Linked DNA regions of Homo sapiens: region 2 is linked to region 1. Evidence: read pairs that join two places in POLR2A ChIA-PET (ENCODE). Cell type or tissue: GM12878. All regions are shown on one strand. Links, peaks and the distances in the headings refer to the core of each region. The heading gives the core; the rest is flanking DNA. Region 1 overlaps NUDT4 (nudix hydrolase 4). Region 2 overlaps LOC643339 (a long non-coding RNA gene).

Region 1 (4,392 bases), core at 197-4,196:
AAATGGAAGTAAAAGAGTAATTGCAATTTGACCCCAAAAAAGCTACGTGGCGCTCCCATCTGGCTGTTCCTGTACTGAAGTTCTCAGTAAGTTTCTACTTTAAAACAGATTGTTCTAGGAAAGAAGGTTGTTCTAAGAGCAGAGTTATTCTTTTAAGGTGGCTTTATATATTAAATATTTTCCATTTTATCTTTTTCTGTTCTGTAGGGTAAATAAGTATTAGTATTTGTTTAGGAAGAAATTAGGTAGCAGAAGTAACCTATCCCAAGGTCACAGAAGCTGGCAGATCCTTTTGAGCTCTGGTCCTTTGTTTCTAAATGTTTTGTTTATTTGACCTACCTCCCCAGCTAGTTATTTCTGTGGGGAAGCACCCTCAGTTTTGGCCGCTGGGCTTCTAGACAGGCCCACAGCTAATTGCCCTGTAGAGTAGCTGGGTACTGTGCTTGTACAGTGAAAGATGACAATGCTTTTACAAATAGGTAATCAGAAATGGATTCTGTTGAATGTATTTGCATATATGATAGTTTAAAAGGGGATGAAGAGATGAGGTCTTAGCTCCTAAGAATCATTCTGTAGGGAAAGGTTGGACAAGGGATCAATGGAAAGGGAAATAAAGTAAGGGAAAAGTGCGGTCGGGTATTCTGGGGTTCAGATCCAATGTGAGTCATTTGGAGTTGGATGTGGGTGACTGGGAGAGGAGGGACCAGGCGTCCCAAATAGAGCAAGACTTGGGGCTGTGATAGATTTGGCTGCAGCTTAGGGATAGCATAGAATCAGTAATAGTTGAAAAATTTGCAACACTTCAAATGTAAGGTTGAGAAGTTGCTACGCAAGAACAAAGTTTTGTTTTGAACTTAGTTTTGAACAAAGAACATTGAGATAGTAGATGTGTTCAAGCTTGAGAGTGATCTGGCAGCAAAATAGGTTTAGACTGCTAAGGGGAGAAGTAGAATGACTTGATCCTGTGTGAAATCCAGACATAGTTGCAAGAGAGGCATTAACAAATCAGTCTGAAGGACTAACCACTACAGGCCAGGCAGGTGGCTCATGCCTGTCATCCCAGCACTTTGGGAGGCGGAGGTGGGCAGATCACCTGAAGTCAAGTGTTTGAGACCAGCCTGGCCAACATGGCGAAACCCTGTCTCTACCAAAAATACAAAATACAAAAAGCAGCCGGGCGTGGTGGCATGTGCCTGTAATCCCAGCTACTCAGGAGGCTGAGGCATGAGAATCCCTTGAACCTGGGAGGTGGAGGCTGCAGTGAGCCGAGATCATGCCATTGCACTCCAGCCTGGGCAACAGAGCAAGACCCTGCCTGCAAAAAAAAAAAAAAAAACAACAAAAAAAACCACTACTCTTCCATAGGACTTGCTGCCCTAATTAGCTTTTAAGCTCTATGAGCCAGGGGCTGTCTTCTACAGATGGTCTGCTATAATGCTGAATATATATTCCTGAAAAATCTTGAGCTGTACAAAATCATGCAGTAAAGCTTTGGTGGGAAAGGTCAAGTCTGAAAACCTAAAACCAGAGCTCCGATGAGCAACAATACTAATTCAAAATATTACTAGAGTTAAATCTCAACTAGCATTTTTATACTTAGAATCAACAGTCAGTCCACCCTTTTCACACATACTCTGGGGCTCATAGTTCTTCAGAGTTAAGTCCTTGAAGGTATTTCTTTCAAATGGAGACCACTTTCATCAAAAATAAGTACTATCCAAAGGTAGCCTTTTTTTTTTTTTTTTTTTTGAGACAGAGTCTCGCTCTGTCCTCCAGGCTGGAGTGCAGTGGCGCGATGTCAGCTTACTGCAAGCTCCGCCTTCCAGGTTCACGCCATTCTCAAGTAGCTGGGACTACAGGCAGCCGCCACCATACCTGGCTAATTTTTTGTATTTTTAGTAGAGAAGGGGTTTCACTGTGTTAGCCAGGATGGTCTTGATCTCCTGACCTTGTGATTTACCCACCTCAGCCTCCCAAAGTGCTGGGATTACAGGCATGAGCCACTGCACCCGGCTTGGAAGCCTTTTTTAAACACAGGGAAGTGTCACCAACTTCTTCATCTGTGCCTCCAGCTCTCCCAGAAGGTTTCCCGTCATTAAACCAGGCATTAACGTAGAATTTGCATTGGATTTTTTTTTTTTTTCTTAGGGTCTTGGTATAGCTCAAGCTTTTCTCTAATTGAAAAAAAGCTTATACCCCGTCACTTTAAAACATTGACCTGCTAGGTAAAAAATCCATGGTCAACCTGATTTACAACATTATTGATAATACTTATCTACCAATCCCATATAAGTTGGAGCTAAACATAGTTTAGAAGAAAGAACTGTTATTTCTGGTCTACTCTGCCTCTGGTCCAAAAAGAAGTACTAATTTTCTTAATAGTAGGTAGCTGTTTAGCATGTATCAAACCATTTTCATAACCTATGTTCTTTTAAAATGTCTATGTGCATAGTGGGTGTTTCTAATAACACGGCTGGCCTAATTTTGGCTAAATTTTGGTTAAGTGTAGTAGAATTAGGTTAACGTAGTTTCAACCATTCATGATACCCTGATTTATGATAATTTGGAAAGAAAGAATAGCAACCTCGAAACAGTTTCTGAGTAGGCCAGGTGCAGTGGCTCACGCCTGTAATCCCAGCCCTTTGGGAGGCCAAGGTGGGTGGATCACCTGAGGTCAGGGGTTCAAGACCAGCCTGGGCAACATGGCAAAACCTCGTCTCTACTAAAAATACAATAATTAGCCAGGCGTGGTGGTGTGTGCCTGTAGTGCTGGCTACTCCGGAGGCTGAGGTAGGAGAATCCCTTGAACCCAGGAGGCGGGGCTTTCAGTGAGCTGAGATTGCGCCACTGCACTCCAGCCTGGGCGACAGAGCGAGACAGCGTCTCAGAAACAGCAACAACAACAAACAGTTTCTGAATAGCTACAATTTTCATAATAAACCTCTTCATTCTTAGGGGTCACTTGAGGTTCTCTGGATGGCTCCTCCGCTCCCCTTCCCGGGAACAGAAGTGGTATCTATAGTGGTTGGAGTTCCTAGAGCCAAGCCATGACAATTGCATCTTTAAGGGTAAAAGCTGAAACACAAATGGGAATTCGAGGCCCAAGGACCTACAGCCTCTGAAGGCATAAATGCATTACATAGCCCTTGAACAGCACCCTTTTATACATCACCAGCGAGGAGGACCCGTCAGGTGATAAAGGGTATAGATTCTATAAAATAGATCAGGGGTGCCCAAGCTTTTTTTTTTTTCTCGCTCTGTCACCAGGCTGGAGTGCAGTGGTGCAATCTCAGCTCACTGCAAACTCTGCCTCCTGGATTCAAGCGATTCTCCTGCCTCAGCCTCCCGAGTAGCTGAGACTACAGGCGTGTGCTACCACGCCCAGCTAATTTTTTGTATTTTTAGTAGAGACGGCGTTTCACTATGTTGGCCAGGATGGTCTTGATCTCCTGACCTCGTGATCTGCCCACCTCAGCCTCTCAAAGTGCTGGGATTACAGGCGTGAGCCACCGTGCCTGGCCTGGGGTGTCCGATCTTTTAGCTTCACTGGGCCTCATTGGAAGAATTGTCTTGGGCCACACATAAAATACACTAACATTAATGATAGCTGGTAAGCTAAAAAAGTAATAATTGCAAAAATATTTTATAATATTTTAAGAAAGTTTACAAATTTGTGTTTGGCTGCATTCAAAACCATCTTGGACTGCATGCAGTCCACGGGCCACAGGTTGAGCAGGCTTGCAATAGATCATTCTAATTCATAGACTTTTATCCAATAAGATTTAGGGTTGGTTTCCTGTTGACTACTGTCAATACACTATTCTTTTTTTTTTAAGAGTCTCACTCTGTCACCCAGGCTGGAGTGCAGAGGCGTGACCTCAGCTCACTGCAACCTCCGCCTCCCAGGTTCAAGCCATTCTCCTGCCTCAGCCTTCCAAGTAGCTGGGATTACAGGCACATGCCATCACGCCTGGCTAATTTTTGTATTTTTAGTTGAATTTTGTATTTAAATTTTAGTTAAGTTTTGTATTTTTAGTCACCATGTTGGCCAAGCTGGTCTCTTACTCCTGACCTCGGCCTCCCAAAGTGCTGGGATTACAGGCGTGAGCCACCATGGCCGGCCAATACACTATTCTTAAAGTGATAAATGCTTTTCTCCAAATGCTTAAAACCTTAGGTATCTAGGAAAAGACAAAATAACTCTTCAGCAGTGCCAGGTGAGTGGTGTTTTTTTCTGGTAATTATCTAATACATGGGAAGAGGGAGTAAGATTTAGTAGAGTAGTAGGAAGAAAGAATGCTTATGCGAAGATAGGTTGAATAGAGTAGGAAGAGATGTCTTCACTTTTCACCACACTAATAGCGTTGGCTTTGGGGTCTGAGTGTGCTCCAG
Region 2 (4,392 bases), core at 117-4,116, 130 kb before region 1:
CTTCACCCCCAGCAGGCACAAGCATGTGCATGCCTCATTGGCACTGTGTCCGTATGGAGCATTGTGAAGGGACTATGTGGAAGGAACAGGAAAAAAGAGACTACTTAACATCCTTTGCTTTGCTCTGCCACGTTTTATATTTACAAGCTTCTGTGTAGAAGGATACTGATGTATGTTCTTGGCTTCCATAAGACAGTGGGGGTGACAGGAGTAAAAAGGAAGACGCCTAAAGACACTGAAGTTTCCTGGTCTATTTGGTCAACAACTATTTAATAGGGGCCCACCATGAATCAGATAAGGTACACATGCTGCAGATACAAATGACCAAGAGCAAGCCTGACTGCTGCCCTTATGGAACTTGGTATCTAGTAGGGGAGTCAGCCAACAATCGAATAGTCACATAAATGTATGGAAAATGGAAGCTGTGGCAAGTGCTAAGAAGACATGGTCATGGTGCCGTGAGCACCATTAATGGAATCTGACCCAGTCCAAGAGGTCAGCAAGGGCTTCCCTGAGAAAGTGATGCTTCAACTGAGACCTTCAAGATGAGTAGGTGCTAAGTAGTGAAAGGAATGAGGATGGGAGGCAAAATCCTGGCCAAGTGAATAGCACATGCAAAGGCCCTGTTTTGGGAGAGAAACAGCTTGGTGGAAGGTAGGAGATCTGACCTAAGTGTTACCAGGAAGGCCCCCCAACCCCTAAACACCTCTGCCTCCTAAAATTCCACCATTATTAAGGAATGCTTTGGGTTAAGATTGTTTTTCTCTTGAAATATTCCCTTTTTTTTTTTTTTTTTTTTGGGCAGGAGACCAGAGCTTATTATTACTCAAATCAGTCTTGCTGAACATTTGTGGATCAGAGTTTTTAAGGATAATTTGGTGGGTGGGGGAAGGCCAGTGAGTTGAGAGTGCTGATTGGTTGGGTCAGACATGAAATCGTAGGGAATTGAAGCTGTCTTCTTGGGCTGAGTCAGTCCCTGGGTGGGGGGCCACAAGATCAGGGGGCCACAAGATCAGATGAGCCAGTTTATTGATCTGGGTGGTGCCAGCTGATCCATCAGGTTCCGGGTCTGCAAAATATCTCAAGCACTGATCTTAGGAACAGTTTAGGGAGGGTCAGAATCTTGTAGCCTCCAACTGCATAACTCCTAAACCATAATGTCTAATCTTGTGGCTAATTTGTTAGTCCTACAAAGGCAGTCTAGTCCCCAGGCAATAAGGTTTGTTTTGGGAAAGGATTGTTACTGTCTTTGTTTTAAACCATAAACTATAAAATAATTTCCTCCCAAAGTCAATTCAGCCTACACCCAGGAATGAACAAGAACAGCCTGAAGGTTAGAAGCGAGATGTAGTCAGTTAGGTCAGATCTCTTCCACTGTCTCAGTTACAATTTTGCAATGGCAGTTTCAATCCCTCCCTTTGGGTTTTATAACACCTTAACCTCAAGATGTTGGCAATTGAAGATGGAAAAAGAGCAAAGACTGCTCTAACTTCTTCCTGCTGATCAAGGGCATAGTGAGGGTAGGTGTCGACCCCAAGGTAAGGGGAGTAGAACTGCTTTGCAACTGTCTGAAAGTACTCATGCAGGCCTGGCTGGGGTCCCAAGGCTTGCATGGCAAAGGCGTTAGTATTATTATTTGCAGTTTTAGTACCACGTTTGAGGGAATAGTATGCTATAACGTAAATAATGAGTACTAGTGTAAGGAATGCAATTCCCAGTTTTAAAAGCAAAAATTTTAAAGCATTACTTTGGGAACTTGTAGCCCACAAAGAATTTAGGATTTAGCCAAACTGAAGAAAAAACTCAAGAACAGCTAATAGCAGATGTACTATAGACTTTTGTTTTGTTTTGGTTTTGGTTTTGGTTTTGGTTTTTTTTGAGACAGAGTTTCACTCTTGTTGCCCAGGCTACAGTGCAACGACATGATCTCAGCTCACCACAACCTCTGCCTCCTGGGTTCAAGTGATTCTCCTGCCTCAGCCTCCCGAGTAGCTGGGATTGCAGGCATGAGCCACCATGCCCGGCTAATTTTTTCTATTTTTAGTAGAGATGGGGTTTCTCCATGTTGGTCAGGCTGATCTCGAACTCCTGACCTCAGGTGATCTGCCCATCTTGGCCTCCCGAAGTGCTGGGATTATAGCATGAGCCACCGTGCCCGGCCCAGATGTACTATAGTTTTTTGAAGCATAATTTTTTTCTTTCTAGTTTCCATTTTTATTAAAAACAAATTATGATAGAACTGATTTGTTTGCAAAAGTAAATTTTAGTCTTATTAGATTTGGTCTGATTATTTGCATAAAGTGTAGCAAGAATGATTATTTCCCACAGAGGCTTTTTAAATTGGCTTTGATGGAACTCTATTCCATAAGGAATCTTAGATAAGACTTTTTAAAGCTGAGCCCAGCCATGGGTTTGTAAGCTTAAATACCTATAAGTTGGGTAAATTTCTCTTGACATCCCAAGATAACTTGGGGCTCCTGAGCCTGTTAGAAAGTGACATTTTTTTACTTACTACAGGTCGGGAACCCTGTACAGGGATTGTGTAGACAAGGTATGAGGTCAGTTTTCCCAAGGGGCTTTTATTGGCTTTGTAAGTCAACTTTGATTTTTTTTTGTTTGCTTTTTTTTTGTTTTGCTGAGACAGAGTCTTGTTCTGTTGTCCAGGCTGGAGTGCAGTGGCACCATCTCGCTCACTGCAACCTCTGCCTCCTAGGTTCAAGCAATTCTCCTGCCTCAGCCTCCCAAGTAGCTGGGATTACAGGTGTGCGCCACCACATCTGGCTAATTTTTTGTATTTTTAGTAGAGAGAGCGTTTCCCTATGTTGGCCAGCTGGTCTCAAACTTCTGACCTCAGGTGATCCACCCGCCTCAGCCTCCCAAAGTGCTGGGATGACAGGCATGAGCCACTGTGCCCAGCCACATTAGTGCATCTCTAATGCTAAAGGTAGTTTTCAAATACAATTTTATAAATCTATTCAGTTTTAATTAATTTGACCAGAAGGTAAGATTTCCATAAACTTTTTAGAACCCTTTACAATTTTCCATTAAACAGCAGATTAATTTTTTAAGAAAACCGTATTATTTGGACACATGGGCCCATAAAATCAGTATGATTTTAATGTTTTAACCTATAGAAACAAGCTAAATAATCTCCTTTAAATTTTAGCCAACTTGCTTATACCCACAGAATGTTTTACAAGGTTAACCCTTTACAAACCCTTTTTTAATTTGCTTAAACCTTCGATTTTGTCCCATTACTCTTCTAGGTTAAGACAATCTTTTAAAACCCTCTGAACTAGACAAAATTACATTCTCTTTAACAAAAAGCATATTCCCATATCTTCTTATAATCTCCCACCAAGATTATATTCTGCTTTTCTTCTATACCTGACAACTTATATGTAAAACTGTTTCTCCAGTAGTCTCAATTGTATGTTACAATGTTAACTCTTAGCAACTTTTATTTTTGGTGAAAAACCTAATAAGTAGGCGATTTATTTAGGTACGAGGTGTGGAGCCTAGGACATCAGGAGTACTGACCCTTTTCAGCATAGCTAGGGGACATGGCTTTCCATATGTCCCCAGGCCTTATCTATAATATCATACTCCAAAGTAGGTAAATTGAACAATTTTCAAAAGTCAAAGAAGCAGTTTATGACTTAAAGCATTTAGCAAATCTAATATCTGACCTTAATTGAGACCAAATGTCTAAATTTTGAAGACATTTTTATTTTACTAATAATCTTTAAAACTGAAGGGTTACTTCTTGTTGTTACTTCTTGTTGTGAACAAGAAGGCATTAAAGTTTCTATTTTTCTGATAAAATATGATTTAAGTGCTTTTTTTCTAAGCCAATTAATCAGCTCTTTTATATATAAACATCACACACACACATATAAATACACAGACAGACAGAAGATCCAGTAGTTGTAAGACTTTTCATTTGCCAGTTTTTTAATTGGATTACTGGCTTCAGGGTGGATCCCTTGGATGAGCAGGGCCAGGAAAGCATGCAGTTTTTAGGACCTAATAAGTAGGCACAGCTGGAAGGCAAAGACAAATCCTCAAAATTAAAGGTGCCATTTTATACTGGATCCTGGATCCCCAAAAAGGAGGGAAATACTACAAGAGAAGATAGTGCAGTGCTTCTACCATGCATTTCATTGCAAGGCAATTCAAAGCCAATCAGCCCATTTTTTAATTAGCCCATCCCCAACGGGAGTCTCATCTTTCAGTGGGGGTTGGGGATGTTTCCATATCCCACTTCCAAGTGGCCAAGAGCATGCTTCTTTGACCCAAGCAAGTAAAGAGATAAGTATCTCTTCATAACTGACATTAGCCATTTCTTAAAGTATATATATATTTTTTACCTAGTTATTACACACCAAGGCT

Evidence for each region. ChIA-PET counts read pairs that join two places held together with the same protein. Peaks named below come from ENCODE experiments on the same cell type or tissue, not always from the same donor. Only the 100,000 strongest peaks of a DNase experiment are listed, where the experiment ranks them.
Region 2: POLR2A ChIA-PET joins it to region 1 with 12 read pairs; 14 of 35 experiments call an interaction of 5 or more read pairs at or near these places.

What each region holds. Positions count from the first base shown.
Region 1 is chr12:93,380,946-93,385,337 of GRCh38, forward strand. The region is part of intron 1 of NUDT4 (nudix hydrolase 4); the gene reads left to right. Among named protein-coding and RNA genes, the nearest start is that of NUDT4, 5.2 kb to the left of the region's middle. In GM12878, for the core only: no CTCF peak of the experiment used is centred there; no DNase peak of the experiment used is centred there; H3K4me3 peaks cover 3,731 bases; H3K27ac peaks cover 846 bases.
Region 2 is chr12:93,247,954-93,252,345 of GRCh38, forward strand. The region is part of intron 2 of LOC643339 (a long non-coding RNA gene); the gene reads right to left. Among named protein-coding and RNA genes, the nearest start is that of LINC02412, 76 kb to the left of the region's middle. In GM12878, for the core only: no CTCF peak of the experiment used is centred there; a DNase peak (open chromatin) is centred at 1,863; H3K4me3 peaks cover 370 bases; H3K27ac peaks cover 756 bases.